Linked DNA regions of Mus musculus: region 1 is linked to region 2. The links are chromatin loops, found by intact Hi-C in ENCODE. Cell type or tissue: heart. All regions are shown on one strand. Region 1 overlaps Nploc4 (NPL4 homolog, ubiquitin recognition factor). Region 2 has its middle 5.1 kb from the start of 0610009L18Rik.

Region 1 (2,500 bases), 70 kb before region 2:
TAAATAAAATAAATAAATAAATAAAGGCTTGTATGGTGGATGGCTCAGCAAGTAAAAGTGATGCCATCAAGCCTGACAAGCTGAGCTCACTCTGGGGCATACATGAGGAGAGAACTGACCCCCACAGACTGTCCTCTGACTGCCACCCCTGTAAAACAAGTCAATATGAACATACTACAAATAATAAATAAATAAATGTGCTACAGAAAGTTTGTAATAATCACTGGGCTTGGGGATTCAGCTCAGTGGTGGGTGCACATGTGCCTAGCATGTGTGAGACTCTGAAAAAAGTACAGATTTATGTGGGTTGTGGTGTTCTGGTATGAGTATCCTGTGTTGTGGAGTATTCTTCCACTAGTGGGACAAAATAAATACCTGAGGAAACAGAGGGAGGAAAGATTATTTTGGTTTAGTTTCAGTCCACAGTGACTTGGCTCCATCGCCTCTGGAGTGGTAAAGCGGACATTGCAGGAGCATGCAGTGGGGCAGAACAGTTCACCCCAGCAGACAAGAGGCAGGTAGAGACTAAGATGGACAGGGGACAAAACACGAGACTGAGTATGGTTTCCTACCATTACCCTGTATCCCCAGGTCTCTCCTCCTCATTTTTTTTTTTTTTTTTTTTTTTAAAGATTTATTTATTTATTATATGTAAGTACACTGTAGCTGTCTTCAAACACTCCAGAAGAGGGAGTCAGATCTTGTTACGGATGGTTGTGAGCCACCATGTGGCTGCTGGGATTTGAACTCTGGACCTTCGGAAGAGCAGTCGGGTGCTCTTACCCACTGAGCCATCTCACCAGCCCCTCTCCTCCTCATTTTTAAACTTTTTATTTTGAGACGGTCTTCTTTCTGTGTTGCCCAGGCTAGCTTTGGACTTGCCTTTTGTCTCCTGAGTAGCTGTTTTACAGGCCTGAACCACTAGGCCTAACCAAAGCGTGATTTGATTCCCTTTCCTAGGGGCTGTTGATGTCTAGCACTGCAAAATGCCAGGCGGCTCCTAGCTTTTTCCTGAAAGGTTTCTGATCCATTCTCTGGAGTTTGTGTTTATGAGTTGTAATTCCAGCATTTGAGTCATAGACTTGCCTCTCTCTCTCAGCCCTTACTCTGTCAATTCTTCCTCGTGGAAATTTATTTCCCTTGTAATTTTGGTTTTTATTGGGGTAAGTGTGGCTTCGAAGAGGATCTATTTGATGCAAGCTTTAGTGGCATTTGCTTATGTGAGCACCAGGGGGTGCTGTGGAGCTGCATTCTCTTCTGGTTTGGGTCTCCAGATCCCAGAAGCAGCCCAGGTTTCACTCCATATGCGTGTGCCTGGTCTTGGAGGTGACTTTGCCCTGCAGAGCATCTGGTGGAAGTAGACTCAGTTTCTTCTTGGTTCCCATTCTGAGTTCCTGGATTCTCTTGGTTGTTCTGACATCCTTGAGTCATGTGGGGTTTTTTTGTTCTTTAAGGACGTTCTCACATTATCCAAGCTGGCCTTGCACTTGACGTCTAGCTAAGGCTGACCTTGAATTTGTAACTGCTTGCTTTTTTCCTTCCCAAGTGCTGGGATAACAGGTGTGCACCATCAAGTCTGGCTAGTCCTTTGGTTTATGTAGGAGATTCAGGCTCAGCAGTCAAATGTGAGCAGGGAGTTCAAAGACACATCTGTTGCCCAGTAAACACTGTCGTCTATGAGCCTCAAGTTCCTGATCCTGGCCTTGGCCGAGGGACAGTCGTGTCCTCTGCTATTATTAGTGACATCACTGCGAGCTTTGGAAGGCCTGGGTGTTTTTTACCTTTGGAGCTCAGCAGTGTTTTTACAGTGTATTTGCTAAAATCGATCCAGTGTCTGAGCCAAGTATTTTATAGTTAGAGGATGTTTAGACATATTTAATCCAGTGCTAGAAGCAGAAGTTCTGGTTACAGTCTGACAGCTTTATTGCCTCTGAATTATGGGGGATAAGGAGGTGAGGGCAGCTCTTGAGAGCTGCAGCCCCCGCTCCTGGGATTCTGCATGTCTGTCAGTACTTGTACTTGCAGACATTGTTCTTCTTCGGTTTGCTGTTCAGCACTGGACCAGTTGTTCTCTCAGTTTCTTTCTTGTGTGTCCTGTTGACAGCAGCTGAAAGTTTGCGAAATGATCTGTCACCTCCCGTCTTCAAAGGCTGGAGCTGATTTAGTGCCACGAGACACCTCTGGTCAGGCATGACCCACGATGGTTCTGTGAATAGCTTCAGAGAGAAAACGGTTCTTTAGCCACAAGTCATGTCAAGTTGGAGCAGAGCAAGTAGAATTGTGGCAGCTCTTTTGGAAAGCAGGCCTTCAGCAGTCTTGGAGCAGGAAGCTGTGTCTGGGAGTCTGCCCTGTCAGAGGGAAAGAAAGTGTTGGCATGTGCTTGAGGTGTGTGCTTCACAGTGGCAGAAACCAGCAGACTTGCCCAACCCTGTAGTGTGGTGACCCTCTGTCCCTGGGGGGGGGGGGGGTAGCACACATCTGTAATCCTAACACCCAGTAA
Region 2 (2,500 bases):
ATGAGTGCTGATGGCAATAAAATGCAGTGATCCTGGGTTATATCTATAAAAAAACACTCGAGAATACTATTGGGCAAAAGTCATCCCCGACGTACAGCCTCTATGCAGGCTACTGTCAAGGACGTTTGCTGCTGTGTTGTAAGGCACGAGAGCAGCATGCTGGACCACCTTGTATATGGCTCAGAAATGACAAGAGACAACGAACCTAATCTGTCAGTTACAACACATTTAAAAACAGTTATATTTGACATTACATCAAAATAAAGTTTAAAAATGAAAAATTTCAGGCCAGGTGTGGTGGTGTACACCTGTAATCACAGCACTGGGGAGGCAGAGGCAGGCAGATCTCTGGGTTTGATGTTAGTGGTCTACTAAGCAGGTTCCAGGACAACCAGGGCTACACAGAGAAACACTGTCTCTGGAAACACGACAATGAGGAGGGGTGGTGCTGACTTTAATCCTAAAGCTTAATATGACTTTGCAGCCAGCCTGGTCTACAGAGCAACTGCATAGCAAGACCTTGTCTCAAAAATAAAAAACAGCCCGGCGTGGTGGCGCATGCCTTTAAGCCCAGCACTCGGGGAGGCAGAGGCAGGCGGATTTCTGAGTTCGAGGCCAGCCTGGTCTACAGAGTGAGTTCCAGGACAGCCAGGGCTACACAGAGAAACCCTGTTCCGAAAAACAAAAATAAATAAGTCAAAAACAAAAGGTAAAGAGGTGGAAAAAAAATAAAGCTTTTGACTCTTGGGGATGGGGCAGGGGGTGGGGTGGGGGGGATGACGACACTAACCCCGAATCTGAGCCACTTCCTGTTCTGTGACCTGCACCTACCTTCTCTCTACTCGTATCCACCCTTTTCCTTTTCCTAGAAATGACAGTTATTAGGTGGCTCCGTGATGGTATAACCCAGTGACACCCAGGAAGTGCAAGGCAGGAAAGCTGGGAGCTAACCTCCCACAATAGTAGACAGACAAGCCAGGTCACGGTTGTCTGTACTTTGGGGTCTCTGAGTATTTGCTCCCAGACATCCATTGGGCCGGTCCTATCTGGCAGTGAACCTGTTCTTTCCTCATCTGTTGTTCTGGGTGCTGGCTGCACCAACCCCACCTCCTCCCCGTGCGTCAGCACCAGCTGAGGTCACCCGCCGCTTGGCCGCAGCCCTGCCTGGGTTCCCCTATCGGAGATGACTCAGCGGTGGGTCCGCCCTAGCCCTGCCTGGTTAGTAGTTTCCTGGTCCCTCTTGGCCTTTAGGGTGAGGAGGACTTGGAACCGCAGGTGTGCTGCACCCCTCACTAAGTGGCAGTAGCCGGACCCACCTGGCGGTCCACATAGGAATGACACTGGCCGCCACTGACCTGCCTCCCGCAGGGGCCATGCCAGGGGCGCCATCTGCTGGGCCCTGTACCCAGGCTCGAACCCCAAGGTCACTGCCCCAGCATCCAACCACCTGGGACAGCTGCGCGCATAGTACCGGCCCAGCGTTCTCCTGCTCCGCCCCAGGATTTGGACTCAAGGGGGTGGTGGTGGTGGTGGGGTGGGTGGTGGTGGAGCTGGAAGGTGGCTCTTTCCTCCTGTCTGAAGTTTGAGGTGGCCTTCCCGAACTCTCAGCCTCATATGCTGAGGACCCAATGAGCGAAATGGACTGCGGACTGGGCTCCAAGGATGCGGGTGGCCAGAGGCTTGAAGGGGGATGAATGGTCTACTCACTACTGTAGCGGGCCACACACTGGATTTAGTCCTTTAGTCCAGACACTTTCACTGAGCTCGCCCGGGTCACACCTTCCTCCCCTGACCCCCGAGCCCCGCCCCGGGAGGGGTAATGGCAGGGTCAGAGTGACCCGCAGAACTCCAGCCTAGCCTCTGCCTACCTCCATGACTGCTGGGGCAGTGGCAGGGTACAGACCGTCCAGAGCACCAGCATTCTGCCCTTGTCCAGCCCTGACCTGGCTCCCAGTCAGACGCTGTGTCCACTTCCTGAGGGTGGTACACAGGCCCTGAGCCACACTAGCTCTGTAGGCTACTCCATGCTAAAGCAGGAGGTCTGGCTGACCTGTGTATTTCCCTGTCCCACCTCCTGGGTAGCTGCTCCTTGCCCATCTGGGATCACTAGAGCTTGGATTGGGGGATTCTTTCTCTCCACAGCTCCAAACCCTGCATTTTAGGATCACGATGGAAGTGGGAACCGGGTCTGCCCCACTTGCTCGGTTGTCCAGGCCCTGCTCACTTCCGCTGCCACCTCCTGAGCTGAGAAGCCTTCCCTCTCCCTTCCTTTGGCTTCCTGCCATGTGCACCACATCCAGCTTCATAAAGGACAGAGCTTCTTTGTTTAAAGATTTATGTCTAGGAGCACACTGTAGCTGTACAGATGGTTGTGAGCCTTCATGTGGTTGTTGGGAATTGATTTTTAGGACCTCTGCTTGCTCCGGTCAGCCCTGTGCATTCAGGCTCAAAGATTTATTTATTTTTTGGGTTTTTTTTTTTTGAGACAGGGTTTCTCTGT

The links. Hi-C counts contacts between places; a loop is a spot of excess contacts. Peaks named below come from ENCODE experiments on the same cell type or tissue, not always from the same donor. Only the 100,000 strongest peaks of a DNase experiment are listed, where the experiment ranks them.
Region 1: a loop joins it to region 2, with 7 times the contacts of the local background. A loop is called at or near these places in 8 of 42 quality-filtered maps.

Annotation. Positions count from the first base shown.
Region 1 is chr11:120,422,539-120,425,038 of GRCm38, reverse strand. The region is part of intron 3 of Nploc4 (NPL4 homolog, ubiquitin recognition factor); the gene reads left to right. Among named protein-coding and RNA genes, the nearest start is that of Nploc4, 14 kb to the left of the region's middle. In heart, a CTCF peak has its summit at 1,226 (motif pointing right); no DNase peak of the experiment used is centred here; H3K27ac peaks cover 890 bases.
Region 2 is chr11:120,352,494-120,354,993 of GRCm38, reverse strand. No RefSeq gene overlaps it. Among named protein-coding and RNA genes, the nearest start is that of 0610009L18Rik, 5.1 kb to the right of the region's middle. In heart, a CTCF peak has its summit at 1,322; DNase peaks (open chromatin) are centred at 533, 1,173, 1,883 and 2,233; H3K4me3 peaks cover 931 bases; H3K27ac peaks cover 2,478 bases.